Linked DNA regions of Homo sapiens: region 1 is linked to region 2. Evidence: chromatin loops called from intact Hi-C (ENCODE). Cell type or tissue: Caco-2. All regions are shown on one strand. Links, peaks and the distances in the headings refer to the core of each region. The heading gives the core; the rest is flanking DNA.

Region 1 (16,911 bases), core at 4,401-12,400, 140 kb after region 2:
CTTTGATCTTAGATCCAACTTTTAGAGAAGATTATTTTTACCTTTGGCTTGACAGCCTTCTGAGGCTTACTCCATCACCTCTGGGTTTTCTCTCCTTCAGAATAAACAGGCCCTAAGTCCCTGCTGCAAATCACTTGTGTGATATATGTATTCACAATCACAAGAAAGCTGCTGTTCATTCCTACTGTTCATTGTTAGAGTTAGCTCTTCAGCCAGACACTAATTTGCATTAGCTTTCTATCATACCTAGTTATTCAAAAGGACTGAATGGAAACAGAAATTCAATATTTTACAGGAAGAAATGATGAGCTCTAGAAACAATGAGTTTTGGGTAAATATACAATGTCTTCCCCCTTTATTCTCTTTAAAAGATCATTGACTATTTCAAGGAAAATAAGCAATGTGTTCTGGGATTTACTCATTATGCATATGATAACAATTACATAAAAATAGAAAGGAGGTAAAAGGAAGAATACTTTTGTAAGATTAATACATTAGATGTGGTACAGTATTAATTCATGATGGATTGTGACAAGTTAAGAATGCATTTTATAATCTTTGGAGTAACTATTAAGAGAAATAACTAGAGATATCGTTAAAAAACTGTAGAGTAGATTAAAAAATATTAAAAGATACTTCATCAATCCCGGTGAAGTCAGGAAAGCAGAAACAAAGGAACAAAGGAAATTGAAACAAATAGAAAACAAATAGGAAGCATGTGGAGCTAAACTGAATTATAGAAATAATTACACTAAGCATTAATGGATTAAACACTCAGATTAAAAGGCAGAGATTGTCAGACTGAGTGAAAGAGGAAAGTCTACCTGTGTTTTGTTTATAAAAAATACATTTTCAATGTAAAGACACAAGTTAAAAGTAATATGAAGAGAAAAAAAGATGCATGTGGAAGGGACTGAACTACATAAATTGAGAACCCCTGCATTACTTAATGTAGGAAGTATAGGGCACCTATATAGATATCTTAACAGAAGGAGGCAACATACAAAGAAGATTCCTTGGAACAAGGATGTGCCAAGCACTGAAGGATGCTGAAAACATCTCTCTAGAGATGCAGAAAGCTTAGCAAACAATCAAAATAATGTCTTCTCTTTACTGCTTTGTAGATAATTGCCAATTAGGATTCACTTTTAATGAAACAAAAGTAATTTTCTGCTACCTCCTCTAGGATAGCTCTTCAGCCTGACTCAGCATCTTAGCTATGAGCAGTAGCAATCACGTGAATTGGATACCAATTTCCTTTACCAGTTGGGGTTTGGTGATGAACTTAGCTGGCTGACACCTTTTATCCTGGTCCAGTATGTCCACTTTTCCTCCTGGCCCTAGGATAGTAGCTGTTGCCAAAGCAAACAATGACAGAATATAAGAAAGAGGAATGAGCTGCTGACATGTTTATTGCTCCAATTTTGCCAGTAGACTGAAGGGTGTAAAAATGAAAGAGATGCTGTTGTGGCTTTGTTCATCATGCTTTTCTCTGAGGCTGTTATTTGGTAAAAAGTAAGGTTTCCAAGTGGAACGTTAATTTCTCCACATGCAGCACATATGCAACGTGTGCCCGGCTCTTCACAGACTGAGAAAACCACCAGGCTTCTGTGAAATAAAGTAAGCCTGGAATATTCCCTTTCTCCTTTTGATCTCCTGCTAAGACTCCTGCTTAACATCCTTCTGAAAGGCTTAGGTGAGGCAATTGCAGAGATGTAATTCCATTGACAAAATTCATGGTTTCAGTCCTGCATGTTAAATGAGTTTCAAATAAACTGGAGATTGTCAATAACTATGATACAGAGCTAGACTGGGCTGGGGAGAAACTTTTTGTGGTGGGTGGTTATTTTTCTGGGAGTGACTTTAATTAACCTCTCTTCTTTAAGCATCCTCATTCAAAAGGCCCCTTGGCACTCAAGAATGAAGGTAACAATTTTTATTGCTCAGCATTGTTAATTTGGTTGATATTGGGGCAATTCCAAAGAAACCATTAAAGCTATCAGAGAAAATGAAGGGGAACACATTCGAGTAAGATTTTGGAACATTTTTGGCTTTTGGAGTGGCCTGCAGTTTTGACAAAAAGGAAAAAAAAAGGAAAAAAGAAAAGGATGAATTTATTATCTACAAATAGTGGAAAATATTATAAATGGCAGTAAATGAAGTAAATGGGAGTTTCCACTGTAATGTATGATTCTTTGAGCCAGCCACCCAGAAAGAGCACAGCTTGGTTTGCTGTGTGGGGAGTATGAGCTGAAATGCAAGAGACTCTTCTTGGGCTCCAAGCAATATTTGGGAATAAGGCATTGCTTCTGCTGCTGTGGCTCTTCTGGTTTATTGCCCATCTGGGCTATGAGTGTCTTTCAGCCTGTCAAATTGAACCCGAATGGAGCTCTCAGCTCTGTGACTTCGATCTGACCTTAGGGTGTTGCTTTCTTGCCTGACTCAGGCTCCAGGGGAAAAGAAAATAAGAGAATAACCTCTCCTTTTGTGAGGAAATGGTTTTTCTTGCTTTTGGATGGCTCTCCTGCTCTGGCTGCCTTTCCAGGCATGCAGAACAAAAGCCATGGCTGTGTCTCCTTGTCAGTGGGATGCAATCACTAAGCATGTCTGCTAAGGCTCAGGCCATGCTGCTCTTCTCCAGACCCCACCCTCCTATCCTGGGAATTGAACCCGTGAGTTTACAGCTTTCCTACACAGGACCAGAAGGCCACATTCATCACTGCCACCAACACCACCGTTTCTCTCTCCTGCTATACGGGATCCACGAAGGGGTTCCCCCACTTTTACTGACTTCTTGATGCCACCTTCTTCAAATGAATGGTTACCCACTGGCCCGGAGTGGAAGCAAAGTCCACCTGGTGGGTTCTCTTCTGTCCTTCTGGCTAACAAAACAGGTCATCCACAGCGTCGTATCTTCTCTATCTTTCCTGAACGAACTTTAGCAATTTTTGAGAAATTGTCAAAATTTAGAGGTAATTGTAATATCTTAGTTCCTGATGTTTGCTATGAATTCCAGAAAAGGGGATAACTGTGTCTATATCTGTAAAAATTTTAAAAGAAACTTATCTCTAGGGTTTCATTTTTATTTTAAAATTCTCACCACCAACTATCTTGTACTGAGCTAAAAACAGTCCTGAAATTTGATCTGTGAATTCTTGCCCGTCTGTAGAAATTGTGGGGTTCTGGTGCCAAATCTAATTCTACAAGAATTATTGAGAACTTAATTCCAAATTCTGAAAGAAACACAAGTCACAGGTTCAGATTTTAATGAGCATAAACTCTACCCGAAAATACAGAACAAACACATGTGGAACACTTGGTATGTATTTCTTCCTATTCGATATGTTTGCATGCACATGTGCATGCATATACATACCCATACATGTACACATGCACATACATACATATGCATACCTAGGCACATATGCACACATGCACACACATATATGCATATGTACATACCCATACATATATATACACATACACGCCTTCCTACATACATACATATATACCCACTCACAGATACTCTTACATACATATACCTATGTATGTAAGCGAATATACCTGTGGCTATGTAGTATATGAATGTGTATATATGTGTGTGAGAGGGTATATGTGTATGAGAGTATATATGTGAGTGTGTCTGTTAGTGGGTGTTTGTACTCACAGACACACTCATATACATACTCATACACATACACCCCCTTCACACACATACATATGCATTCATATACATATACATACTCATATATACAAATTCTTATATACACACATACACACACTCCATGAACATATACATACACACAAATATACAATCCTATAGACATATACTTAAAGATACATATACATCTTAAAATTCTGATCAATTAATTAAATAGCTAGAGCCCTTTAGACTCATATAAATTAATAGTGTGGATCCTTATTGTTTAAATTATTTTGATGTGGATGCTTCCCCTGTTTTGCCATTAAGAATGGGACTAATTTTTGTTTGGAAATATATATTTTTACCATACTGAGGAACTTGGTGTCTGTTTTTATGAAAATTTTTTTTTGTTCTCAGAAATCTGAAAAATCTCAAAAGTACAATGAATAATGATGCATGTTCATACACTCACCAATCAGAATTGAAGATTGTTAAAATTTTCACCAATTGAAATAAAAGAAGTAAAGGATTACGGCGAATGATAAAGTCCTCCACTGGCAGTATTGTTCTTGCTCCAAACCCAGAGGTAAATGTGAAAGGAATATGTATCTTTTTCACTCCATTTTAATATATTTACATACTTATGTATGTGTTGATGAATAATACACAATGTTTGTTTTTGTGTTTTGAAAATAGACATAAATGTTAAGGTTGGGTGCAGTGGCTCACGCCTGTAATCCCGGGACTTTGGGAGGCCGAGGTGGGTGGTTCACCTGTCAGGAGTTCAAGAGCAGCCTGGCCAACATGGAGAAACCCTGTCTCTACTAAAATACAAAAAAATTAGCTGGGCATGGTGGCACACGCCTGTGGTCCCAGTTACTCAGGAAGCTGAGGCAAGAGAATCACCTGAACCTGGGAGGCGGAGTTTGCAGTGAGCCAAGATTGTGCCATTGCTCTCCAGCCTGGGAAACAGAGTGAGACTGTCTCAACAACAACAACAACAAAAATGTTTAAGGTGTGTGCTATTTGCTTTTTTGCTTTTTTTTCACTCAACATTTTGTGTGGAGTTCTAATTACATGACTGAATAGAGAGAGCTACATAATTTTAACAGTTGTATGAAATGAAAATACAAATGTTTATTCATTCTCCTATTAATATAATTTATTTTTTTCTATTTTGAAAGAGTTTTGCCATGGAAATTGTTGTATATGTCGGTTTATAAACTGTACAAGAATTTCTCTAGGATATTCTACGCTGGAGTAGAATTCCTTGGTCATATGGTATGTAGGTTATCCGTGTTCCTAGATACTACCAAATATTTATTCAAAGTGATTTGACCATTTTGAACTCCCACCAGGAGTTTACGAAAGTTCCGTTTCCATATATTTTTGCTATTTTTAAAAATAGTTTCAGATGTTTTAATGTTATTTTATATAAGATGTGAGATGATATTGTACTGTTGTTCAATGTACAGGTCCTAAGGAGTGTTTTTGAACTGGAAATAAATGTTTCTATTCAATGCCTTTTCTGAATATTGAGTTTTTTATTCACATGCATTGTTAATTATACTGAATCCTCATTATTCAATCATCTTACGATTTCCAAAGGTTATTCCCCTGTAGTATTCATTTACTGTACTGACAAATTTCATTTATTGATATTTAATTTATGAGCTTTTCATGTCAACATATATAAGTAAGGTTGTTCTATAATTTTTTCTTGGGCTATTTTTTTTCTCAGGTTTTGGTGAAGTTTTATGTTGCCTTCATAAAAAGTTAAGAAATATCCTTTCTTTAGACTCTGGAACATGTTATATAGCAAAGGAAAAATCTCTTCCTTGAAGATTTGAAAAATTCACCCTTGAAACCAACTGGCTTTGGTGCTTTTTGGAATTTTAGGTAGGGTAGGATAAGAGGGGCTTAGGGAGAACAGGGAAATAGCTCTTTATAAATGTTCATAATCTCTTCTTTGGTTATTCATATTAGGTTCTCTTAAATAATTTCAAGTTTCCTATTTTTTCCCCTAGAAAGATAATTTACCCAGGTTTCAAATTTATTCACTTATAGTGAAAGTCAGATATATTGATCATCCAGAATATATAAAGGACTTTTACAACTCAATAATAAAAGGACAACCCAATTAAAAATGGACAAAAATCTAAATAGACAGTTCTCCAAAGAAGGTATACAAATGGTCCATAAGCATATGGAAAGATGCTCAACATCATTAGTCATTAGGAAAATGCAAATCAAAACCACAAGGAAATACCACTTCACATCTACTGGGATGGCTGTAATAAAACAGACAATACTGACTGTTAGCTAAGATGTGGAGAAGTGGGAACCCTCATACATTGCTGGTGGGAATGTAAAATGGTACAGCTGCTTTGGAAAACAGTTTGGCAGCTCCTCAGAAAGTTAAAAAATTGAGTTATTGTGCAAGTAAGCAATTCCACTCCTAGGTGTATACCACAGAGAAATGAAAACACATGTTCACACAAAAACTTGTACATAAATGTTTATAGTGGGATTATTCATAACAGCTAAAAAATGAAACAACCCAAATATCCACTACCAAATGAATGGATATACCAAATATGGTATATCCGTATGATGGAAAATTATTCAGCCGTAAAAATGAATGAAATACTGATTCATGCTACTACATGAGTGAATCGTGAAAGTCTTATGCTATGTGAAAGAAGCCAGACAAAAAAGACCTCATATTATATGACTTAAATGTCTAGAATAGGCAAATCCATAGAGACAAGGAGTAGATTAATGGTTGCCAGGAATTGAGGGAGGAGGAATTAGGAGTGACTGCTAATATATAAAGCTTCTTTTTGGCTTCATAAAAATATTCTGGGATTGGAAAATGGTGATGTTTGTATGACTCTACAAATATACTATACATAATTGAATTGTACGCTTTAAAATGGTAACTTTCATGTTGTATAAGTTATATCTTAATAGAAAATATATTGGTAACATTCAGGGCATAAAATCTTAGAGTTGGGATTAAATGGTCATCAATCTCAAACTCAAATTCCAGTGGTCAATAGTCTTTGGTTGAGGTCTCTTCCCCAAACTGGAGTTCAAAACCATACAAAAGAGATGATTCAATTTTGACGCGTTTTTATGGCTAGAAAAATTTCCCCCTTTTTGACTTGCAATCTTCCTTCCTTAAACAATCTCCCACCCTTATTCTTGTGTTTATGTGATGAGCAAAACAGAGTAAGTCTATCATTCTCTTCTGTATCATTCCCTTCTATGTCTCTCTTTCCAAAAAAGTTAATGTGAGGATAGTGACATTGTCAGAAGTTGTATCGTTTCCTCTTTTTTTGGTGTTATTTAGTTTGTCTAAAACCACTGCAAATATCATCACACAATGTTAGCTCCCCGTGTCCCTACTTTCCTCTTGCCCCCCAGCTTCGTTGATTGAGGGCCCTGCTCCATGCTCTTTTACAAAGTTGTGCTTAGCTGGATCCATTCCTCAGTTTAAGGCACAAGGAGGCAGAAATAGCAGAGCCAACCTAACTCTCCATTAATGCAGAATCTCTGCCCTCCAAATACACCAGTTTTCCTTAAGATCTTCCAATCTTGCAGTAGTAGCGAAGAGTAGAAGAGAAGTCCTTGTCTCAAGAAGAGACTAGGATAAATAGAAACACAGGTAAGAGAGAGCTTAAAAAATATACACGTTTAATGCAGAAGTGAATGAACGTGGCTAGTGTCAGAGAAGAGAATAATGCCTATTTCTTCTCTTAGTCCCAAATATGCTCCTTGGATAAACTCATCAGAACACTGAGCAGATGGACCACAATCTTACCTGGTGTTCCAGAAATTAGGATTTGATCCCTCCTTTCCCTGATCTGTGGTTGACAGAATGGCGTGATAGTTACAAATGAAGACTTTGTAACTGATGGCCTGGGTTTGAATCCCAGAGCCACATCTCTTTTAGGTCATCTGTGAAATGGGAATGATAATGATAACAACTGTATAGGGTTGCTATGAAGACTGAAGCTAGCACACACACACACATATACACACACCATATACATGTATACATACAGAGAGAGAGTGTGAGAAGAAAGGAGTATTTAAAGTAGCTCCTGGTACATCGTATGTGCTGTATAAATTGATGTCAATGGCTATTCCCACTGCTATTATTGCTCTGGGATGGTGTTTAGGCCGCTAGACTTTCTGGAACAAGCCTGACTTTTTTCAGCCTATTCTTTAGTTGTACTTGTTAACTGGTCATTGCTCTAGTTTAATTGGCACTCAGGGAGGCTGTCCACTCCCTACTTAGTCTGTCCATGATTCTTGCTGACCTAGATTTGTTGTCTCTGTAATTCCCCTTCCAGCTTTTACAGCAAAGAGGCCACGTTGTAAAGCTGAGTAGGGTGTGGTTCCAGGAAGCTAACTCCCCCACCCGCCTCCAAATGTCCTTAATTCATAGGGAAGGCCCTGATTGCTTTGGTTATCTCCAGACCCCCCTGTATAGAGGGGCTGCTGGAGCCTCAGTTTTCATGTCACTGCTCTGTGGCTTTGTAGGCGGGACTTTGACTTTCTTCCTCAAGGCCAGCTGTTCTAGGGAGCACACTGGAATGTCTCTTTTCTGCTTAACTGTGCTATGCGTGCTTTGTCTTCTCAGCAATGCCAGAGATGAGTCACCCCTTCACTTGTTTGCTCATTCGTTCTTTTAGAAAGTCTTTATTGAGGTCTTACCACACGCTGCATTTGGCTAAGTGTAGACAGATGGACAGATACTGCCCTTGCCCTTATGGAGTGCATAAGCTACATGCTACTGAAGGTGGTACTGACTTTGAAGCATCAAGAATAACTCTCAGATTATTTTCCAATGTAATCTGATGAATGAAGGCATTTAAGGAATTCTAGAGGAGGAAGAGGTTGGGGGTGAGATGGGAGACAACAGATAATGTAATTTTGCATATGATAATTTGCATATGTTAGTTTGAGGTACTTGTGAATAACCTAAGGGGGGATGTGGCCATATGGTTCCAGAGCAGTGCTGTCCAGTGGAATATGATGTGAGCCATGTATGGAGTTCTAAGTGTTCTAGTAGCCACATCAAGACAAATAAAAAGAAACAGGTGAAATTAATGTTAATACTGTTTTAATTTAACTCAATATATCCAAAATAATATGTCAGCATTTAATCAATATAAAATTATTAATGAAAACTAGACATTTTGATACTAAATCATCTAAATCCAATTTATATTTTACATTTACAGAGCCTCTCAATTTGGATGTTAAGTTTTCATTCGTATGAAAAATTGATAGTTGTAAAAGTAGATTTGGATTGTTTGTAACACAAAGGATAAATGCTTAAGGGAGTAGATACCCCATTTTACATGATGTGATTATTTCACGTGATGTGATTAGTTCACATGATGTGATTAGTTCACATTGCATGCCTTATCAAAACATCTCATGTACCCCATAAATTTATACACCTACTATGTACCCACAAAAATCAAAATGAAAAATTTTTTAAAAGTAGATTTACATACCTAAATTGTTCCAAACATTATTAAAGGTGTTCCAATAATTAAATTGAGTATAATTTTTAAAAAATCAAAATAAATGAAAATGAAATACAATTTTTAAAATGCAGTTGCTCAGTCATACTAGCTGCATTTCTAGTGCTCAATAGCCACATGTGGCTAGTGGCTGCTACACACAACAGCTCTTAAGGGGGGATCTGGGCTAAAGATTCTCCAGACTACAGACGAGATCTGACACCAAGAGAGTGAATGAAATCACCCTGGAAGATTATGCAGAAGAAGAGATGCTGGATGATCTCCATGGGCCTGCCCTTCTACATGTTATTTCTGAGCCTCAGCCACTGCTTAAAATTGTTCATTAGCTTAGATTTGGGTATATGATTGATGAGGAAGATTCTAGACCCGGTTTGAAAATGGGGCCACAGGGATGGACACTGGGATGTGGGTGTCTGCCCTTAAACATCTCCCTGAGTCGGAGAGTATCTAGATGCTGCTAGGGTGTTTGCTGAACCCTCTTGATTCATTGGAGATCTGGGTTAATTTCGGCCAAACCCCATCTCATGGCCTCCACAAAAGCCAAGCTTGCCTGAGGCTCCTTTACCTCCCATCTCCTCTGGCCTACTGGGTAGGTGTGGTCTCTAGATCATTTAAAGTCTGCTGGTCCAGAAACCCAGACACTTCACTGCTTTCTACAAAACCTCCCCTCACTCCAGGCATTGTTGAATTTAGCCACCTTATAGAAGAATGGGAGTAAGCAACACAATTACAGCTCTTCAAGATGCCTCTGTCTTCCCTCTGCCTTCTAACTTCCCTCTCCTATTTCTGTTTGCACTGCTCTTTTTCTCCCCCTTCAATGACAAATACATTGCCTGGTCTTCCCATAATGGAAGGTTAGGCTTGTTCTTGATGCCTTTCCACTAATCCTAAATGTCTTATCCGACCTTTTCACCCAAAAAAATACAAAAGCCTCCTTAAGAAAAATTTAGGTCAATAAAATTATCCCCTCTCAGGGCAACTGCTTTCTGAACTGTGTCTTTTATTCTTCGTCTCCTCCTATGATACGGTTCATGTTCCCCACAGTGCCTGCTCAACAGAACGCGGTCAGTTTATATTTGCTTAACGACTGCCCCTGCTTCTTACTTCCCATAAACTCTGCCTTTCAGAGGAGAATTGAACTAATTGCACCTTTATCCATTTCATCCAGGCCACAGACAAAACCACAGTTCATTTGGTGGCTGAAGCTTACTGAAAACTTCCTTTCGTCTTGATGCAGCCAGCTTTTTGGATTACATGGCAAGGGTGGCCTGAGCAAAGCGATGGGAAAGAGTTGTTGGTGGAACAGTGAGTGCTTGTGACTGTGGGACTAGAGCCTTGCCTCCAGAATTTAGCATGCTGCTGCCCAGGAAATTAAGCCTTCAAGTCTACAGACTTGCAATGAGTATGGTCGAGATGGGAGTATTGGGTGGTTCCAAGAATCACTGAGAAACAAAAATTAATTTGGGTACTTTAGATGCCTACTGATGGCTGAGAAAGAGAATAAGAATGTTTGAAGCCTTAAAGGGTAAAAGTCAAGGAAATGGCAGTGGCCTCTGCTATAAACCATATAGGTGGAGCAGAATGGCAGCTTGAGTTGCCAAGGAAGTCATTCATTCATTCATTCATTCATCTACCCATCCATTCATTCATTCACTCATATACCAGGCACATCTCATGGGCTAGCATCTACTGAATAATTAACATGTATCAGACAGTATTCCAAGCACTTTGCTTGCATTAACTTATTTAATCCTCCAAATGACCCAATTAATCTGAAGGATGGGAGTCAGCAACACAATGACTTATAAGTAGTTACTTAACTTGCTCAAGCTTATATAGCTATTAAATAGTGGAGTCAGAAATTGAACTTGGAAGTCTCACTTCAGAGTATTTTTACTTTACCACTAAATTGGCAAATAAGACTGAATTCTTGGTCTCCTGGACTTTACATTGTAGTAGGAGAGACAGCCAATAAACATGCACATGAACGTTAAATAAAAAATATGATTTCAGACAGTGAAAAAGGATATTATCAGATAATGATATTGACTAACTGGAAGGGCAGTGTGTCAGAGTAGCTACTTTAGCTAGGTGGTCAAGCATGGCCACTCAGAAAAGATATTTAAACCAAGATGAAAATGATAATGAGAAGCTAGAAACATGCAGATCTAGAAGGAGCATGCTTCAGGCAGAAGGAATAGCTAAAACAAGTTCTTAAGGTAGATCTAGTAGAATTGTTAATGCCTTGCCTACATCCCAAGGGCCAAGGTACACATCCCCTGGCTTCCCTGAGTGTTGGCTGCTATCTGCTTACAACTGCAATTGCGCTTTCCTGCAGGAGAATGCCTGAGATGATGTCCACCCTCAGGGGTGGACCACAGCCAATGACTGAATGGAAAAAGATGCCAGTCTGTTGCCTTAAGCAGGGCCATGGGATCATCAGGCTGAATCTGGTCTCTGGTGGAGACTGTATCTTTGATTGGCGTCTTTCCTTTCTCTGTTCTATCTCCCAAACTATTTTGTAGGTTTGTCCTGAGAGTCCTCCCTGCATGCACAAGAATCCCCATCACAGGCTCTCCACTGGGAAACCCCATCTGGGACAAAGGGAAAGAGCTTGGTGCAATGGAAGGATAGCAAGGGGACCAGCATGGCTAAAGCCCAGTAAGTGAAGGGGAGAGTATTAGGGAATCGTGGTAAAGATGAGAGAAGGAGACAGCTTAAGGAAAATTATGTGGGCTGTGTAAAAAGCTTAGATTCCACTCAAAGGCAGTGGGAAAACTTTGGAAGGTAATTTGGGTGTGAAAATACTCTCACCAGCTGCAGTGTGGAGAGTAGGATGGAGGTAAGGCGAGGCAGAGAGCCCAGTTGGCCATCAGTTGTAACATTCCAGGCAAGAAATGATAGTATCTTGAATTTAAAAGGTAGTGGCAAAGGGGGTGAGCTAGGAGCTGAATGTGGGGGGTATTCTGGAGGTAGAGCCGAGGCTTCCTGATAAATTGGATATGGCAGAGTTAAGGAGTCTAGGTTTAGTAGTCAGGCAAATGGCTAGGTTTGGTGGGACCAGTACTTACTCCATCTTTTTTTTTTTTTTTTTTCCTGTTAAGAACTTAAAACAAATCTTTTGTAGAGTCAGGATCTCCTATGTTGCCCAGGCTGACCTCAAACTCCTGGGCTCAAGAACTTCTTCTGCCTCAGCGCCCCCAAAGTGCCAGGATTACAAGTGTGAGTCACTACTTACTTGATCTTAAGCCCTGGAAGTTTTTCACATGGGTTGGTTCCTCTTAATTCCAGCTTTGTCATTGGCAGATGAACCTGAAAACGGATACAGTTTTCAATTAACATGATACAAAATGGCAGTTAAGGGAAAGTAATGGCATCATTCTATTGTCTTCCTCTCCCCTCAGCTTTCCCTATAATTTTTTATACCTCCGTGTGTTTGCTCCTTTTTGCTCCTTACATTTCTTTAACAGTGGTGGTGTGGCTTTAATTAGATACTCCATTTAAGCTGGGAGAAGGCAATGCCATAGCTCCCTGCTTTCTTCTGGGCAGGCCCCGTTGTGCACGGCTTACTTTCACAGCAATGGCCTTGATTAAGTGAAGGCCAAGGAGCCACGCAGCATCAGGGAAGGCAGAACTCTATTACCCTACTGCTGTCAATCCCAAGAGGATGTGAGTGGGAAAGCAAGCGTGGAGTGACTGTGGGAGAATGAATGGTTACCCTCCCCTTCTAAGAACCTCCCAGAATATGGAATAGATTAGGATACTCGGAAGCTGTCAATGCTGCAGGTCATGCCGAGAGGGGTGGTAAGTGTCCCAAGGGCACAGGCCTCCCTGATTTCAGGGTGAGGCCTGAAATTAGCAGGAGGCCCTGGATGGGGAGCCCAGGCTGTGGGTGGAGGAAGGGAGCTTTTTTTCATTCTCCTTTGTTCAAAATAAGGACTTTTTTTTCTTTTCTTTTCTTTTCTTTCTTTTTTTTTTTTTTTTTGTTAGTGGGAGGGTGGGACATGAGCATAGCCAAAAATTTATTAACTCTTCTTAACTTTCCTAACTCAGGGAGGGAAATGTTAGCACCAGTGTCTTCCAAGAGAGCATCATTCACAGAGCTCCCTGGGATCTGGGAACGCCATGATTAAGAAAGCAGATGCAGGCACTCATACTAAGAAAAGTGAGTCTCAATCAGAGAGAGATGCTTAACAGAACCATGAATAATTGGAGGGACAGAATCCACATAGGCCTTTTAATTGATGGAAGTAAAGCATTTACAGTGTGAACAATAAGTGGAAAAGAAGTCACAGTTTTTCTTGATCCACTGTGCCCAAGTCAGATGCCCCATCACTTCCTGCTTAATGCAATGCCATTGTGCCTTGACTTGCAGGCAAAGTAAGTAGTTAATTTTCTATCTCTAGGTGTGAAAGCAATGCTTGTTTAATTTTTGGTGATGTCTCTATCTGTTATCAATGTCTTGAACAGTGCAATTTTCAAGAGGACCAAGAGGCAAACATACAGTGCTGAGCACAGAAGTGCAGCTTGGCTGCTTTGGATCAGGATCTGGCTTTGTTCCCTGTCTCACACTTTTTCTCCAGCCAGGTAAAATCGCCTGTTGTTTCTACCTGCAGGCCTGCTGAGCCTCAGTCTGACAGTAGTGCCTTTCCACAGCAAGAATTATATAGGAAACTCCCTGAAAGTTGTGCAAGATGGACATTCATTCTGTCACATTCATTTTGCTTTAGTTAACTAGAGGTTAAGGAGCCGGTAGGCCACACTTAGAGGGAGGTAAGGCAGGTGACTGAGGGTGTTTAGCAAGTGTTGGAGATGTGGTCTGCGATTTGGTAGTGCGGTCAGAAGTAAGAATATACCTTTGGGAATCATGCAGTGAGGATGGGAGCCAATGAGAATCTTCATGGAATAAAAATGTTCTCTGCTCACTATACTGAGCCAAGAGAACAAGCCAAGAGAGGTATTTTTGGAAATAACTTCCATTAAGTGATGGACAAGAATAAGGAAAAGACACTTTATATGAGTAAGTGAGAAAAGTTGGAGGGAAACCAACATCACAGAAACCAGGAAGAGAGGTCTCATCTTGAGAAGCAAGAATGCTTCTGGGATTACTAATAGGATGGGTGTCAAACCCAGACCTTTGATTTGGCTAACCCTAGAAAAGACAATTTCATTTTGGGTTGATTTTTGTGTATGGTATGATGTAAGAGTTCAGTTTCATTCTTCTGCATGTGGATATCTAGTTTTCCCAACATTCTTTAGTGAAGAGATTGTCCTTTTCCCATTGTGTGTTTTTGGCACCTTTGTAGAAAATCAATTGACTATAAATGTGGAGATTCCTTTCTGGGCTTTCTATTATGTTTCATTGGTCAATGTGAAAGATTTCTACACTTTGTAATCTAATGTGTAGAATTCCAACATTCTAAAAAGTTCAAAACACTGATGAAAGAAATTGAAGAAGATACAAATAAGTAGAAACATATTCTGTGTTCATGGATTGGAAGAATTAATATTGTTAAAATGTCCATACTACCTAAAGTGATCTGCAGATTTCAATGCAATCCCTATCAAATTCTGATGTCATTTTTCGTAGAACTAGAAAAAAATCCTAAAATTCATATGGAACCACACAAAACCCCAAACAGCCAAGGCAATCTTGAGGAAAAAGAACAAACCTGGAGGCATCACACTACTTGCTTTCAAACTGTATTTCAAGGCTATCAAGAAATGAGTCTCACATTTATTTGATGCCTTCTACATTTAGTGCTAGGTGAGACAATTTTTTTTTTTTATGGAAGGCATAGAGAGAGAAGAGGAAGTGGACACTATGGACTGGTAGAAAAAGGAAGGCAAGAGAGTGAAGAGTGAATGAGGAGAGGATGTCATTGGTGTTTGTGTGTTTGTTTTTGAATGAGAAGATTTGAGCCTGTGTTGAGGAACTGGACAAGTAGTCAGTGGAAGGAGAAAATAGAGACCCTAATCATCAAAGGGAAGCCCCTGCATGGTAGAAGGCAGGTGAAGGGGTTAACCTGTCCATGTGTCAGGGAATGTTTCTTCCAAGATGGGCGGGAAGGAAGAAAGTTTGGGTGATGATCCAAAGAAAACTTAAGGAGTTTGGGAGGAAACTTGTGGGAGTTCTCATCAGATGTTCTCAATTTTCCCAAGGAAGTAGGTGGAGAGGTCATCTTTGAGAGTAAATAGGCAGGGGAGGAAATAGAGCTGGAGGAGAAGGCTGGCTGCTGTGGTGAATTCCAAGACAAGGAGTAAGTATACTGTGGATGATAAAAAGAAAGGGTTACAGCCAGGCACAGAGCCTGGCTACCAAAGTCCACCTTGTGTGTTTACTCTGCCCCAGCCCCCTTTGACTCTGATGCTGACAAGGCCAGAAGAGCCTTTCAATGTGCAGAGATTTATTGAAAAGGGTAGATAGTTGAAAGATAAAACTCTGAATTGCTTTTAAATAGCCAGAGAAGACTTTACTGAGGAGGAGGGAGTTTAGAGTTCTGAGAACACAGAAAATTTGAGTATTACTCCAGGATAAGATAGATCTCTTTGGAAACACATGCCTTACTTATTTGGGGGAATTGAGAGAAGCAATGATTATTCAGTGGATTACCCAGATTCCTCTTTTTATTTCACTGTGCCACTGCCAGAATTTGATTTGTGACCCAGCGTGGCTATGTTTCATCTTACCTCTGATAAATGATGGATTGGGGATTTTTTAGGTTATGTGTGTTTTTCAACTATTTGGCATTATGACTGATTGATATTTTCATAGCAGTAAGTTTATGTTTAATGTCATCTTCAAGCCAGGGATGAAAGTTTTATTTGAAGTCTTACTTTTCAATACATTCTTATTCATCATCCTGACCTTCAACTTGTAGAGATTTCCTTATTTTTCCAGTTTTGGGGAAGAAATGTCCCAGTCTAGAAATCCAACTGACCTATCTTCCTCCAATTACACATTGAAAACAGTGGTTTCCATAGAGGTTTGAAAGTGGGTCTATAACTCTCAGTTTATCACCTTCAATCTCCTGAAGAGAAGGCTCAAGGTAAAGTATATAAAAATAACCAATGATGTTTAGTTTGCGGATAACTGAGTTGAAACAATTAGTATCAGCTACATAATTTATTTGCAGGGCCCAGTGCAAAATAAAAATGTTGGACCTTGTTGAAAAATTATTACAATTTCAAGACAGTGACAGCAGAGCATTAAACCAATCATGGGACCCCTCCAAGCACGGAGCTCTGTGTGGCAGTTTGAGTCTCGTACCCACAAAGTCAGTCCTGGAAGCAATCCAAGGGCAGTAACACAAGTTGCAGAAGCCTCACCAGCTTTCGTCATTCCTTCCCTTTTACTACTTGGTCTAAGTCCTGAGCCAGGTTATTCTGTAACTTCCCTTGTGGAAAAGCTGAGTCAGCCCAACATAACACTGTTGTGATCTGTTGCCCTGTGACTGCCCTGGGACCCTGGGCAGGGAGTTGGGAGTGGGGTGATGTGGCGGATAGAGCTTGGGCAGGGGTAAACCTGTGAGCCCTGTTCCAGGAAGGGATCACATGTCAGCTTCTGAAGCATTTTTAATTCTTGCCTAGAAGTGACTGCTTTCAGAACTGCCTCTAAAGTATCATCTTCTTGGTTCCTTCCTTTGTTTGTTGGTTTTGGACAGAGTCTCCCTCTGTAGCCCAGGCTGGAGTGCAGTGGCATGA
Region 2 (16,911 bases), core at 4,050-12,049:
AACCTCTTTTCTTATAAATTACCCAGACTCAGGTATTTTTTATAGCAATGTGAGAACAGAATAATACGCCATGATTCTATTGTTTATAAACATCCATTACTTTTCTAAGAAGTTCATGAAGACCAGAGCCAGAACTTTCTAGAGTAGAAAGTAAAGATTTAAGTTAAGAGTCAGGCAACTTCAGACACAATCACAGTTATACAAATTAATGTTGGACAAAGCCACTCACTAGAGAGGTCCAGGGAGGAAGACCATCTCTTGAAGTTCATAGTGGGTTGATTTCTACAAGAAATGGTGCCTTTCAGAGGGATTAGTCATGGGTAGTTCAATGTAAGATGAGAACGATGGGCCTATAGGTATTAAATCAGGTCCCAGACTCAGATGCTCAAAGGTAGGTGCATTAAAGTTCTGCTAGTTGCTATAGCAAACCCAAAATGCATAATGGCTGAAACATAATAGAAGTATTTTCATTTCTTACTTATCTAAAGTTGTTCTAGTCAGCAAGTGGATCTTCCAACCTGGGATCTTTCCATATGATGGTTCTGCCATATTCAACATGTGGTTTGACTGCATCAAATGGAGAGGAAAAGAACATGGAAAATCACATGTGAGAAATTTTATGGCATTCACCATAAACTGGCACATGTCACTGCTATACACATTCTTCTGGCCAGAGCTCAGTCATATGACTATAATCTTAAAAAAAAAATCAAATGCGATAAAATATGCAAAACAAAAAATTTACCATTTTAACCATTTTAAAGAATATAGTTCAATGGTGTTAAACACATTTATAATGTTGTGCATCTGTTACCACCGTCCATCTCCAGAACTCTTTTTATCTTGTATGATTTTGACTACTCTAAGTATCTCCTGTAAGTGGAATCATGCAGTGTTCATCTTTTAGTGACTGGCTTATTTCCCTTAGCATAACGTCCTCAAGCTTCTTCCCGGTAGTAGCATGTTTCAGAATTTCCTGCCTTTTAAAGGCTGAATAATACTGTGTTGTGTGTCTATACCACGTTTTTGCTTATTCATTTATCCATCAGTGAACACTTGGGTTTTTTCCACATTTTAGCTATTGTGAATAATGCTTCTATAACCATGGGTGTACAAATAAGGATATATAGTCTTGTGTGTTCAGAAAGAGAAACCATGTTTTGTGAACTGCTCTCCCGTCTCTGCCATGCAAGGTACATATGTGAGCTCATGGGATGGTCAAGTGTGTGACAGTGGGGATGGATGGGGACAGTGGGGATGGATGGGAACAGTGGAGAAGTGGAGTGCTGCTTCCCCAGCTAAAAAGACAGCCATTTCTCAGCTTCAGTTGATTGGTGCCAGGTAGAAATGCCAACCAGAGGTGGCCAAACCTTCCAATTTTTAAAAAGAGGTTAGACATCTGAACTGACATAGAAAATTTCTTGACTTAAAAACATTGGTGATGAATTTATGAAACAAACGAATAGTGTCAAGAAGAATCAAAATCCCCTTGCAGGCCCAGTGTGGCCTGTGTGTTTTAGGCTGCCAACTTACTGTGTCTATGTTGGACCATGTGCTCAATGGGAAGGACAGATAATTTGATAATGAAAAACAGGCCTGGGAATGCTCCAGGCAGAAGAGTAAGGGGCAGAAATCAGCCTGGCTCTTGGTAGGACTTCATTCCAGCACCAACTAGGAGCTACAAAGAAGCTGGGAAAGACCCTTTGATCAGAGATTTTCCAGAATACCTTCAAAAAGCAGCAGCCTTCCGTGGCCAAGCAGGGGCAGGGGGTGAGGCTGAGAATGATAGGTAAGAAAAGAGTGACATGTGAAATGACTGAGGCCACGGGACATCCGTCCACCTGTGCTCAGCCATGTCATGCCTACCTGTATTGTCCCAGTGGCACTGCGAGAGGAGCCAGGGCGTCGGCTCGGCACAGAAGTGATTTCACCGTTAGTCACAGACGCCGCGGGTGTTTACCGCTCCAAGACAGAGGCTTTGTATGTCTATGTGTGGACACACATTTCCTGTAACACTGTGAGTGGCTGTCAGGTTTGGGGTTTATACAAAGCTGTGGTCATGTTCCAGTCACACCTTGGATGATTTAGAAAGACTGCAAACACTGGAACTGAAAGCCTATTATTTTCTTGGTAAACTGACGTTGACCTCGAAGGCAAGTCATCAATGCCTATTCACGTTGTACCTAAGTACAACAGATTCTGTCTGTCTCATGTTCTCAGTCCATCCTAATGGGTCCGTGACACACTGATGGGATGCCACTCTGTGCTAGGCACTGTGAGGAATGGGAAGATCATAAACCTCACCATCCCTACCCTTGAGGGCTTTATGATCCTGGGGAGGATGGAAGAAATACGTAGTCCTAGGAAAAGAAAAGCTGTATCCAGTACAGGAAGGGCATGTGGAATGAGGAAAGGATGGTGGGAACGGAAGGAGCCTGAGGCCTGGAGGGGGATTCGGAGGCCCCGACGGACCGCACTGTGGAGGAGCTTTCTGTAGAGCGCAGGATCCACTTAAGCTCCGCGTGTGTGTAGGGATTGTGTGTAGGGATACGGCAAATATCCTGCAGTTGATTGCCAGACGTACAGATCGATTGCAACTTCAGTCCCTTTTAGAAAACAAAAAAGAGACAAAGGCATTTAGGCAGGTGTTTGGGATGTTTTGTTGAATTGGGGACCTGTTTTTATCAAGGTAACGTCAGTTTTGTGGAATGTGATGGTCACAGACGTGGTGTGTTCTGGAGGCTGTGTGGATGCGGGAATCACCTGCTCCCAGCAAAGGAGTGACCGCTTGGCTTGGAAACGTACCAGTGTCCTTTCCTCTGAACATTTCTCCTCAAAAACATCAGCAAAGCCCCCAGAAATCTCTGCCAAGAAGGTCTGAGCAAAAATCCTTCTAAGGTTCTCTTCATGATTTATGTTAAAATAAAAAAATATGTTCATCCCTGATTAGAAATATTCCAACCTTTTTTTATGGTTATAGTTCCAAGCATTTGCGACTACGTTCTCCATTTGGCAGGATGATAAGTTGGGAACGGAAAAACATGCCAACTTTGGACAAAATATGATTGTGTATTTTCAGTTGCAATCCAAAGTCACAATTTGGACTATGAAGCTGGTTCTATATCTTTGCCAAGTTGGGCAAGGAATCTTGGCGGAAAGATGCTTTTTAAAGACATGGAGTGTTGGACTAGATGTCAAGACATTTGTATTTGGGCTTCTTTGGTGCCACTGTTTGAGAAAGCAAAGGCACCCTGGCTTTGCTATTTCTTTCCATTTTAATGTAGAATGATGCCTGAGTCCTCTTACAGAATGTTGTATGGCTAAATCAGACCTTCCTTTAGAAATATTTAGAATCCACTCTAAGTTGGCTATCTAAAATAATTATTAATTAATAATACCACTTCTACTATTATTATTGCTGCTGTGTTATTACCGTTTTAGCTGTGATTATTGTACCACCATCTCTGTTTATTATAAAATGAGATGCTCTTCTCACTCGCTGACTGGTATGTTTTCCAGACAGACCAAAACAGTCCCAGAGAAGTTAAAAGTGAAAATAATTTATGTCACACTGCTGAGGAAACTGAATACCCAGTGGTCAAGAAATAACCATGTCAAAACTTCTAGGAAACTATTAACTAATAATGTTGCTTCAGAATCACTGAGTATGGGCACTCCTTGATACTTTTCACCCTAGCATGGGCTTTAGATGTCAATATTCTGATTTATATTCACCTTCTTTAGACCTACCTAAAGCTGTAAATCGATGTTTTGTTTTATATTATATTAACCCTACTTAGACCTTTCTAAAGTTATATACATAAATATATGATTTTGATATTGCAATTATGTTGCAATAGTTGCACTAATGCATGATAGTGCTTTCCTGAATCACAAATTTTGAGACAAATAGATAATTTTAACACCAACTTTTTCTGTACCAGCTACTTTAACACTTTTCTCCTATCAGGCTCTTTTGATAGAAAAATATGAAAAATTTAAGAATGTCTAGCATACACAAACAAGCTGAGCTGTTAAAAGCATGTCAACTGAGAAGTCACACACAGTAAATTGCAGGTGGCAAATGAGTATGAAGTACATGGGCAGAATGAGAAGCAGCAATGCCACCTTGGCTGGGAACTTCAGAGCAGTGCAGTAATGTGATTATAGTAATGATTCAACAAGTCATCGTCTGCTGCCTTTGTCCACTGTAATTAACTTTTTGGAACTGCGCAGCCTCTGTCTCTGGGCTCATCAGCTGGCCTAGCTTTTGTGTCCCCAGTCTGTTATTTCTGCCCAGGCTCAGGAGCCTCTAAGCACATTGCTAAATGAATTCATTGCTGGAACAAAGATTTGGTGGTCGAATAGAGATGGCTATCTTTTGTTGTCAGACATTCAATCCCATATACCAATCCAATTACTTAAGCTGTTTCTATCAGTCTTATTAGGGCTGGCCATTGAGGCTGGCTAGAATGCTGGTCGCTGTGTCTTGGAAGAATGTGGTGGAACAGATTAGCGCTTTAATGAGAGGCTTTCTGAAGGCCAGATCTTTTCCCTTGTATATATATCGAGATCTAGGAATCATTTTTAGGCGAGGGCCCAGAGTCATTGTTACAAAGACTGATCAAAGGATGGCTGGAAATCTGTACGATTGCTTGAAGAAATTTTATGGGTTATAAAATATTGGCATGGGTTCTGTCTGTTATGGGCTATCTGATGAAAATCTCTGGTAGGCTGGGAAAAGGAAATTGCTTATTGGCATTTATTCTGTGGGATGGATATCTTTGGAGTTTGCATTTGAACTCTTTCTTCACTGTGTTACAGGTCAAATTCTGTACTTAGTACTAACATTCCAGGAATGTGGGCTGCATAAAATCAACATAAGCCTTGCTCCATACTTTGCTACCCAGAAAAGCATTATGAGAGAGTGGCTCAGACAAGGGTGAATGGATGATTACTAAGAAAAGATAGCAAGGGTGGAGTGAAATTGCAGTGGTTAATGTGTAGCAGTTGAAACCTAAAGTTAAAATCTGAGTGCAGTTAAGTCAAAGAACTTAGAACACCCTTGCTCTGACTATCAAGAAAAGGTGGTAATTGGTTTTAATGTTCAAAGAAACACTATTCACCTTCTATGTGTTATGCTTATTGCTCTGGAAATGTTTCTGAAATGTCAGATGCAAAGAGGGTTTATTTCATTTTATTTTTATTTATATATTTTTTGAGATAAGGTCTTGTTCCGTGACCCAGACTGGAGTGCAGTGGCATGATCATGGTACACTGCAGCCTCGACTTCCCAGGCTCAAGTGATCCTCCCACCTCAGCCTTCCGGGCAGCTGGGACTATAGGTGCATGCCACCATGCCCAGCTAACTTTTTTGTGTTTTTTGTAGAGACAGGGTTTTACCGTGTTGTCCAGGCTGGTCTCATACTCCAGGGCTCAAGCCATCTTCCCTGCTTGGCCTCCTAAAGTGTGGGAATTACAGGTGTGAGCCACTGTGCCTAGCCCAAAGAGGTTCTATTTTAAAGGAAGGATATCTACTCATACTTGGAAGATTGTAAGCCAATAGAAAAATATTTTTTTCCATAAAATATTGTCTTATAGAAACTTTTAAACAGACACTAAAGTACCCTTTACCAGATTCAATAATTAATTATAGTTAATCTTGCAGCAAAACTCCCTAACCTTCCTAAACAAATCTCTGACTTCATATATTTTATCGATTGCTATTACCTTCTAAAAAATGATAATACTTTAAAAAAGCATAAACTGCAACAAAATTATCATACCTTAAAAATATTAACAATAATTTCCTAACATCCACCAATATTCACGTGCGAAATTTCTCATCAGAAGAAGATGTAGAGGCTGGGCTTGGTGGCTCACACTGGTAATCCCAGCACTTTTGGGAGGCTGAGGTCAGCAGATCACTTGAGGTCAGGCATTTGAGACCAGCCTACCCAACAAGGTAAAACCCCTTTTCTACTAAAAATATAAAGATTAGCTGGGTGTGGTGGTGCATGCCTGTACTCCCAGCTACTTGGGAGGCTGAAGTGGGAGGATCACTTGAACCTGGGAGACAGAGGTTGCAGTGAGCCGAGATTGTGCCCCTGCTCTTTAGCCTGGAAAACAGAGTGAGACTCCATCTCAAAAAAAAAAAAAAAAAAGATAAAGAAAAAGATGTAAACACATTTGGCCTATTTTTTGGTATGCGATATTTTAGATAATTTTAGATCATAAATGCCCTTTTCCCAGGAAGTTGTTTCTTATCTTTGCTATACAAACTTATTCCAGATTCTATAAGGACATCAAAAATTAGAATAAGGGTACATTATATTTGTATGAAAAAAATATATAAAAAATTAAACAATATATCTTTAGTAAAAAGAAAAATCTTTCATGTGCACAGATGTTTTGGTTTTTATGTTAGCCTCTGTGAGACAGCTGGATATGTTGGAAATAAAGAAATAACATAACAGATACCTGTGCTTCATTCGTTTGACCTCAGCATAGTATTCTTTCTCCTTTACCCTTGATGTTCACTCTCTCTCTTTCAATATAATGAAGTCTATCAAAATATAAAATTTTATGGGCTTTGGAAATAGTCTGAGATTCAAATGCAGCAGGATTTGGTCATGGATTCAAAAATAGGGGCTTGAGACCTAGAGATAGCTATTTTAAATATATAAGGCCATTTTCCTAAAGTGTAGGAAGAAAACTGTGAGGAGAGCGTTCAGCTCCCTCATAAGCTAAGCTAGTTTCATACCTTCTGAATTGGTGTAGATCAAATACTGAAGTAAAATGGTAACTGAAATGAAACATAACAGAATGACCTCATTCAAGTCATGAGTATGGGGTGGGGGGTGTGTATGTATTTCTGTATGTATCTGTGTGTATGTATGTGTAAGTCTGTGTGTGTGTGTCTGTGTGTATGTGAGTCATCTGTGTGTATAGGTGTGTGTGGCCACTTGTGTGTATGTGTGTGCACCTGTGTGTATATGTGTGCATGAATGTGTGTATGTATGTATGAGTCTATATGTATTGTGTGCCTGTGTGTGTGAGTTAGTGTGCATCTATGTGTGTAGGTGTGTGTGTGTGTGAGTGTGTTCAAAGAAAAGCAAATAGTCTCCCTTGGATTGCCCCAATACCCTACTCATTTCTTTATAAGATAAAACCACAAAAACTAACAAATGCAGAATTCTGCTTTTCACTGAGAAACGCAAAGCCACTGGTGCCTGCTTTCTTTGTTTAAAAAAAAGAGTTAGAAAGGTCATCCAAGATAGGAATAAATGGAGGCAGAGGCAAATCAATGTTTAACTTGGAAATATTTTTCAGTTAATCATCTCTGACCGCTCACACTAAGAGGGCACTCCTAGAGTGTTGGCAAACGTGAACTGGAAGTCACTAAGCTACTAGTAAAACAGCCAGACGTCAGGATCCGTATAATCAGAAAGCCTGAGGCTCTGTAGGTTTAACCTAAAATGGCGAGAAAACCTTCTTCTGAAAATATGATCTAGAAATATTTTGACTTCTAGACTTTTGCTTCCAAGTATGAGGATTATGAAACCATAGGACTTTCCTTGCTTTAGGATTATAAAAACCTGGGACTCATACCTGGTAGGAAATTTGTTGAAAGGTGTGGGAAATCGTCTTGGAGTCTGTGATATAGCTTTCTCTCCCTGTTTTCTTTTCTGGCATATGTAACTTTATAAAATGCTACAGAATGTGACTTAGTAGCTTTGTGGCTCTTTTGTTGGCTTTTTTGGTCATTTTGTTATAAGGAGCAATCTTTAAGAAAGGTATGGAAAGCATATGGGGCCAGTGGGGTCAATATTTGCTCTAATGGGCAAATAGACTTTGTTAGTCTCATTTCCATTTTTTGTGTGTTTGTAGATGGCCAGCGATGAGGACAGGCTATGATTTTGACAGGCTTTGTTCATTCTTCTGTACGGGTGAAATAATTATCTGTCAAACAAAAGAAGTAACTCTTTTTGCCTTTGAATGTGACATACCCATTACATTCATGTAAAGTCGAGTTTGTAAAGAGATTCTTAGTCAAAATGTCACCCTTGACATAAGGCCATTGTGCTTGTGAACTGCTGAGCATATGGCATGCTTGCTATTCTGCGACCCACTGCTCCAAGAGTTCCCTGTGCCATGGACATTTCTTTACAAGAAGAGAGTAATGCAACTGGTGCCAAAACGATGAATATTCTAAGACCCCAAAGATGCATTTCTTTTATGAGACCTGATCTTTCTAACATTTGGATTCTAGACACATGAAACAGCTTGCAATAATTTAGCAGCAGTGAGATTCAGCAGAGCCATATTTGAATTATTGGAAAAGTCTGAATTTTGGTTTTGCATTTAGGGAGCCTTAAAAGATCTGATTTGTAAATGCTTTTGAAGAATTCACGTGGACTAGAAGGATTTTACAGGAAACATGAAAAAAAATGCCAGATTACATGTCTCCTTTATCATTCAAAAGAATAAAGTCTGTATCTGTTGTGTTCCTTTTGCTTTTTTTAAATTTTTTTTTATTTTTTGAGACAGTGTTTCCCTCTGTCACCCAGGCTGGAGTGCAATGGCACTATCTTGGCTCAATGCAACCTCCGCCTCCCAGGTTCAAGCGATTCTTCTGCCTCAGCTTCCCAAGTAGCTGGGATTACAGACACCCACCACTCCCAGCTAATTATTTTGTATTTTTAGTAGAGACAGAGTTTCACTATGTTCTTTTATGGTGAATGGACAGCAAGACCTTGATGGAACACACACAAAAAATTCTTCATTAAGTTTTGGCTTGGGTCTTTAATCTTGCAATGCTTTTAAATAACATTGCTTTTTGTTATTAACTATTACTTTATTTGGGGCCTGGATATCACTTCTCCTTGGCCATCACCTTGGTCCACCAGTGCTGGGAGAACTATAGGGCCATGATAAAACCCAGTGAAATCAAATGGTAAGAGTCTGCCCATGGGTTTATCTGCCACAATAACAGATGTATTTTCTTCCTATGAAGGAATTGTTTTCTCATTCAAACTTGCCTGAAGAGAGGACAGATGGTAGGTACTCTGCCTTATGTGTCGGTTAGCACTGTTACATAACAAGCTACCCCAAACTCTGTGGCCTAAAACAGTAAGATTTATTGCCCTTGGTTTGGCTGGATACTTCTGACACTGGCCAGCTCACTGTGAGTCTCTAGCCAACTGTGGGACAGATAGGGAGCTCTGTTTTTCTAGGCTGGGCTCTTTCACACGTTCAATGGCTGGCTGACTGTAGGCTGATTTAAGGTCACTTTGAATGGGACAATTGGAATCTCTTCCATGCAGTCTCATCCTCTGGCAGGCTCTTCTGGGCTTGTTCCCATGGTGGTGACAAGGATCTGAGAGACAGAAGCATGCAAGACTTCTCAAGGCCCATACTTGGAGCTGATGTGCTGATACTTTCACTGCAAAGTTATAAGCAAATCACAAGACCAGCCCAGACTCGAAAGGGAGGGAAGTAGAATCTTCCTCTTGACGGGAGGATCCACAGAATCACATTGCAGAAAGTGTGCACACAAAGCAACCATTACTTCGCACTATGAATGCAATCAATATACTTCATCTTAGTTGGTAAGTAATCTTCAATAAATCTAGGGATCTCTGATCCAGGTGAAAGAGCTGTGATCCATGGCCAATTGCTCATACCATATTTCTCAAAATGTGGTATACAGGTATCTTCTGCATCAGATTCGCCTATGGGATTTGAGATGCCCTAGACCTACTGAATTATTATAGAATCTAATTCTGGGTCTCAGAAATCTGCTTGTTAATTAAACTTCTTCCCCAACTCCCACCCCATAACTCTAATATTCAGGTTTGAGAATTTTTGTATTAGACTCACCTACTCAACGCAATCATCAAAACATGTAGATTCAAGTAATAGAACATATTTTTCGTATCTGGAAAACTAACTCTGAAATGAATTACAAAAAATGTAGTTGGACTATTTCAGTGAATTGACTTAAACAAATTCTTACCTTCTCCCAAGTTATGATGAATATGTTATGTCATAGTGGCACCAGATTAACTGATAAACTCATATTGGAAAAACAAGTTTGATTGATTGCTTTTGCTTTAATAAATTTTCACTTGACTAGAAAAGAACACAGATATATAGAAGATATAAGTTTTGTCCAGTGCATCCTAGCAAGGAAGCAGGGGAGGAAAAAAGATGTCTTTACATCTTTAAAATCCTTATCTTAATCTTGAACTCAAAAGCCTTCCATAGGAGTCATCCAGATGCCCTGCAGGTAGGGACCAGCTCTATGTGTGTGTGTGTGTAGCTCTATCTTTTCATTAAAAGCTTCTTTTGAGTCACTAAAAACTTTAGATATTCTGGAAGATTCTTTTGGGGTCAAAAAATATTTTAATGAGAGCTAGAAGAAAAATCTGAAAGGGGCAAATGAGGTTTTAAACAGGCTAGTACTAAACTAGTTTCTTAGATTCTAGTCTTTACTGATACCAACTGAGCCTGCACAGAGGACCAGATTAGTCTTTTGAAAGCAGTATTGGGTGACTCTCATTCCTTGCTTGAAAACTGTTAATGATGCTTGTTGCCTCACTGGGTTTGCAAATTCAAAAGCATCAGGGGCTAGGGAAAGAAGAGTAAGTGAGTGAAACTGAATGGTTATGATTAATAGGGGGTGGTGAGGTTTCTGGTAAACTAAAAAATGCATGTCCTATTGAGAAGCAGTTAAGTTTAGATTTGCAAAAGAAAAACAAGACCTGCTCAATGGAACACATTTGTGGCTAAATTCAGCTCTTAGGCTACTTGTGTGTTACCTGTGGGCTGGCTCAAGTCCAGATTTATTAATCTGGCATTTGTGATTCTGTACAACCTAACATAGTGCTGTGAACAGAACAGGACTCTTTACTCTCATTTTTAATACAGAGAGGTGGAGGAGAAATATCATTAGGCTTTGGGAGTCTTGGGACTGAATTCTGATTCCACCACTCACTGCAGTAGTGTACAGCCTCAGATGACTCATTTTATCTGTCTCCGAGGCTTGTTTGTTTTTCATGTATACAATGTGGGCAGTAATGCCTGCCCTGCTTTGTTCATGTATTTCTTAGAAAAATAAAAGGATGCCGTTTAGAGCTACAGCACCAATACTGCAGCCACTGGCCATATGGGACTACTGAGAACTTGGCATGGGTCTAGTGTGACTGAGGAACTGTATTATTTAATTGTGTTTAATTTTGATTAACTTAAATTTAAGACCTGCTTGATTCAGGTCTTTGAAAACTTTTAAGAATGCCTGATACAACTTGAATTTGCCAATCTTCTTTTTAAACTGTAAATTTTAATCTAAATATAGATCAAATACTTCTGGTGAAAATTTACCATCTGAATTGAGATGTCTGTAAATGTAAAATACACACTGGATTTTGAAGATTTAATATAAAAAAGAATGTAAAACATATCAATAACTTTTTGTGTTGACTATATAACTTTTTATATTGATTATTTTAAATACATTGCATTAAATTAAGTATATTATTAAATTAATTTCACCTATTTCTTTTTACATTTTAAAAAATGTAGCCAATTGATTTGGACTCTCACCTCTGGAGACAGGACTAGAAATATAAAAATTACATAAGTGACTCATAATACGTTTCTACTGAACACTAGTGATCTATATGAAAGCTTTTAATGAACTATGATGTTATTATCAATAAATTCCACAAGTAGGTTGCAATATCTGTGAGCGTAAGGATCATCTACTATTATTTCTACTTTATTTCCCATCATATATTTAGGGCCTGGCCCAGTGCCTGGCACAAAGTAGGGGCTTGGTAAATATTCTGTGAACAAATACTTATTTAAATAAATTTAAATAGTTATTAAATGAATATGTATCCAAGCTGTGCCATTGTTTGCATTGCCTATTAAATGAGGAGGCTATAAAATGATATTTAAGTTGCTTCCAGCTCTGAAATACAATAAAATCTGACATGACAGGATACCATACAACAGGATGCAGTATTCTTTCACTCTATTTGAACATGTGTAGTCTTTTTTACTTGGCTGGGCTGCTGGGATTTTGCTATAGTCTCTTTACACAATACATGCCAATATAAGAAAGAGAAGCAAATCTTTCTTAGATGACAAAATCTAACTCATGCTGCCAGATTCTGATTAGTGATAAGGGAAGCAAGACTGGCCATATCAGCAACTATATGTTGGACCTTATCACTTTGTTTTTATTTTTGTTTTCAATCAAACTCCAGTTTTATTAGAATAATCCTCACTGCAGTAGGCATGCTTGCCTATAGATTGCAGAGGTTTTTTAATGCAGGTGGGGATTCCACACCTTGAAGTGAGAATTTGCCTCTTGGGAAGTAACGAGCTCTCCTGGAGAATGAATTGTCACCTCACATTTTCCATCTGTCCTCAAAGAAGTGTGTTTATTTTTAGCGAACATGATAAACCCCAGAGGGCATAAGTGATAGATTCCCCTAACCAGTAGGTTTCACTTTGTTTCATTTCATGTGAAGCAGAAGAGTATTCTCTTGATAATTAACCTATCAGGTTTCTGAGATGCCTGCAGCTCCTCTTATAAGGAAAAGTGTTTGTGTGTAAATTATCTATATAATATATGCAAAAGTGTTTGTTTCCATAGGAAATGTTGCGATGCAGGTTTTTTTTTGCCATTTATAAAATGTAACATTTTGAAAGACTTTCATTTCATGAAATTAAAGGTGGGAAACTTCACTGTAGAGTACAATTTCTTTGGAAATGAATAGCAACTTGTCATTTTCCTTTGCTTCTTGGTGATGGAAATTGTGAGGATTCCAATCTTTTCCCCTGAGAGATTATCTTCTTTTGGCTGCCATCCTAACTTTTGAGATGTTTACTCTACAAGCAATTTAAACAAAAGGGAGGAAGTGCCCTGGACTAAAGGCTGTATGTGAGCATAATGAAAAATGCTTGATACTGAATCACAGGAGTGGAAGATGGTGTGGTGACTTCTGATTTGGAATTGCACCTCTGGAGACAGGACTCTTTTGAAGAAACTGGGATAAAAGGAAAGCCTGTTGTGACAAAGCTGGCCCATTTGTAGCATAGGCATTTTCCCCTTTTTCCCGGCGTATGAGATGGTCACCCTGTGAAAACGCCTCATGACTGCTAAAGCAATCTAGTTTTCTTCTGCCCTGGAGTGGTGTCAGTGAATTAAGTTTCTGCAATGTAACTTAGAGAATACGAGAACGTCGGAGTGAAAATTGATTTAGGCAAGATTCATCATTGGATGCTAAATCTAGAGGTACAGATTAAATAAAGAGCAGAATACTTAGGCCAGATGCGGTGACTAACGCCTGTAATCCCAGCACTTTCAGAGGCCAAGGCGGGTGGATCACCTGAGGTCATGAGTTTGAGACCAGCCTGGCCAACAGGGTGAAACCCTGTCTCTACTAAAAATACAAAAATTACCTGGGTGTGGCAACAGGCAAGTGTAATTCCAGCTACTCGGGATGCTGAGGCAGGAGACTCACTTGAATCTGGAAGGCTGAGGTTGCAGTGAGCCAAGATTGTGCCACTGCACTCCAGCCTGGGAGGCAGAGTAAGACTCAATCTCAAAAAAAAAAAAAAAAAAAATGCAGATTACTTACATAATTTCAAGGTATCTAAAGGTAAAGAAGGAAAACAGGTCTCTATGCAATGAAGAAGTGGGGCAAGATCTTCATCAAATCATAGAAACTAACATCACAAAAACGGGCAAATTGGGTATCAGAATCCTGAGATGAGACTTCAGGAAGAACACATCATTATGTAGTATTCCAGGCCCAAATTTGATATATGAACCTAATCATAAGGAAATGTTAGAGAAATCCAAGTTGAGAAACATTCTATAAAATAACTGAAAAGCTGAGGAATTGCTCCCAGGTTAAAGGAGACTACAGAGCTGATAACTGAATAAAATATGTGATTATGAACTGAATCCTTTCAGAGAAATAATTGTTATAAAGGGAGTTCTTGGGGACACATGATGAAATTTGTATATGGTCTGTAGGAAGAAAATATTACATCGATGTTAAATTTCGTGAATTTGGTAACAGTACTGTGATATGTAAGAGGCTATCCTTATTCCTATGATATACACATGGAGGTATTTCAGAACAAGGACACGTTACATGTGTCCTAGAGTCACATGGTCCAGAAACAACTGTCTGCGACTGAGTGTATGCCTGGATACACACACACACACACAGAAACAGAGAGGGGTTTGTGAAAGTGTTTCTGTAGATTTAAAATAATTTCAAAATAAAAGTTTTAAAAAATAAAGCTAATACTCCCCCCCCCCAACACACACACCTCCTCACATATGCATGCATCTGGTGGTGAAAGGTTTTATGAGAGGAGAATTTAGAATACAGAAAGTTTGAATATTGGGAGAAAGATTTGAGGAATAACTGCAAAAGCACCTTCTCATAAATATTGTTGGAAGCAGTCCTTTTACAATGACAGACTCCAGAGATTTTATGTCCATCAGGGTAATCCCATTAAAGAAATTTCAGATGGCTGCAAAGCTGTGAGAGTCCAGGTATAGGGTGATGAAGCCCTGGTTAGGAGGTTGATTTATTGGCTGGCTTAACCCATGCGTTACTTGGAACCTGTGGAGCAGTAGTCTGGGTCAAACCTGGGTGCCCTGCACCATCCTCAGAGAGGGAAGCAGTGATGAGATTAAACCCAGGAAGGAATACATTCCCCATCCTTTAAGTGTTGCATTCCGGGGGTTGACAGCTGGCTATATATCTTCTCTTAGTAGCCTGGAATATCTGCAGTGGCTGAACGTCACCATCTCATATGAAGCATGTGAAGGCATGTTAGTTCTTCAGGCAAACTCTCCCAACCAAATAGTGTTGATTGGTGAACCATGAGATTTCAAGTGTGCAAGCTTGCTCTTCTTTCACACTTAGGGCTGAGACAATGCACCTATATCTGCTGTGTACAGTGCTTTCTAGGAAGGGTAGGACTCACTAATCAGCCCATTAGGGTAGAGAGAATGAAGCTGTTGTTTTACCAGTCTAGAGAAAAATCTCAGTGGGATCTCCTTTAACGAACACCAGTAATCTGGTGGCACACCAACACACAGTTAGCTCTTTATACAGACATTTGCAATGCACTAGGAAGCACCCTGTGGAGTTACATAGGAAGGAAAATTCAGCCCTTTATTACTTAATCACATCACTCAATGTTAGAGGTTTTCATTATCTCATAAAATGCTTTCCAGGGGTAGAGAAAGGTGGTTTAGAAGAAATTTTACTGACTTGCCTTGTTTCCAATTTTGTGAGCTTTCAGAAATACTTGTTCCCTCTTATACACACACACACACACACACACACACACACACACACACACAGACACACATTTTAAAAACATGACTTTTTTGCAGGATTGGTTTATTTTCAAGGCCATTTTGCTTTGTTCTATTATCCATATGGTTTAAGAACTATTTTCTGTAAGGGTAAATGGCATAGAGAGCTGTAAATAATCAAAGTGTATTTGATTACAACAGTAATTGTTTCACAGTGTTGTAGATCAAAAACATAACATAGGATGGAGCCAGTTTCAGATCTAGCAAGCTTTCAAAGCTATTGGCTTTAAAAGAATGAGGTCCTAAGACTAGGGCTTCTAGTTTTCAAAGTGCTGTGCAGAGTTTCAATCTCATGATCTCTTATCAACTCTGAAAGGGGACACCTTTGTTGTCTTTGCTGAGTAACAGTTAAAATTTTTCCATTTTAATTTCAATGGATAGCATTGTTATTTTATACAATATGAATTGTTTTATGAGGGGTTAGCTGTACAAGCTGGGGACTACAAAACTCTCTACTTATTTACTTAGTACCTAGAAAAGAAGTAAAGGAACAGAAGGAAAGGATTTTTTTTTTTTTAAACAGAGAAGAGATCAGTGACACACCTAGCCACAACTTGAGGCATTCTAGTGGGGGTTCAGTTTCCACGTACATGACTTATTTGGCAGAGCAATATGGTCCCAAGGTTTCTGATTCAACTGTCTTAAAAAAAATTTATGGCTAAAACACAAAAATTTCTGAGTGTGGGTGTGGGGGTTTTTAAGGCATAACTGTGGCGGAGTCAAAAGCTTTTTAGAAGCTCAGCAATTAAGACAGATTACTGAGATCTCTTTCTGAACAGAGATGCTGTGATCTCTTTGGGGAGGACCTGTCTGGGGAGGAAGCTGGAGGTTTCACTTCAGTGCAGAGTGAACTGGGGCAACCATCTTGCGTTCTTGAGATGGGACTGCCCTCCAGCAGGTTTTCTAACCTAGACTGCAACTTTCTTGTGAGAAAAGGAAAAATATTCTTTGGGCTACGGGCCTTCTTTAGCTAGTGGTATGTTTTGAGATGCGTGTGTGTTTTAGATTGCAAGCTTTCTAAATTTCTTTTATTTGTAAGAGTCTGTGATTCCATGTGTGTCTTTTTAGTTTGGCAGGAGCAAGTCTCAACTGAGAAAGAAGTGAACAGAAGGCTTTCTCTTTGTAGACTTCCGCATGAGATCAATTTCTTCTCAGCCCACTGTTCAGAGCAAGAACAGAAATGGAAATAGTTCTCTTTTTTTGCTGGCAACCAGGCAACTTTCCCTTGGGACAAAAAGTATCAAGGCTGATCCTGCATTTCCTCAACGTGGCAGATTGACTTTGGTTAAAGAGTCTAGTGAAATTTCCCTGTGTGAACACTAGATCCATTAGCTTTCTTCCCCAAAAGCTATTTACATGCTTGCCCTGCACATGTCTCTTGTTTGTCACCTATTTTTTTTAATTGCACCAAGCTTTGGCTCTATTTTAAACTATGTCCAGCCATTTACCATATTAAGGAAAAAAGCAGGTATTTATCTCATTCCACGAGG

The links. Hi-C counts contacts between places; a loop is a spot of excess contacts. Peaks named below come from ENCODE experiments on the same cell type or tissue, not always from the same donor. Only the 100,000 strongest peaks of a DNase experiment are listed, where the experiment ranks them.
Region 1: it touches region 2 in a loop (2.1-fold over the local background); 4 of 110 quality-filtered maps call a loop at or near these places.

Annotation. Positions count from the first base shown.
Region 1 is chr20:10,840,948-10,857,858 of GRCh38, forward strand. No RefSeq gene overlaps it. Among named protein-coding and RNA genes, the nearest start is that of LINC01752, 96 kb to the left of the region's middle. In Caco-2, for the core only: no CTCF peak of the experiment used is centred there; a DNase peak (open chromatin) is centred at 8,244.
Region 2 is chr20:10,704,141-10,721,051 of GRCh38, forward strand. No RefSeq gene overlaps it. Among named protein-coding and RNA genes, the nearest start is that of JAG1, 39 kb to the left of the region's middle. RefSeq lists an enhancer at 1,331-2,530. In Caco-2, for the core only: no CTCF peak of the experiment used is centred there; DNase peaks (open chromatin) are centred at 4,880 and 7,391; H3K4me3 peaks cover 819 bases.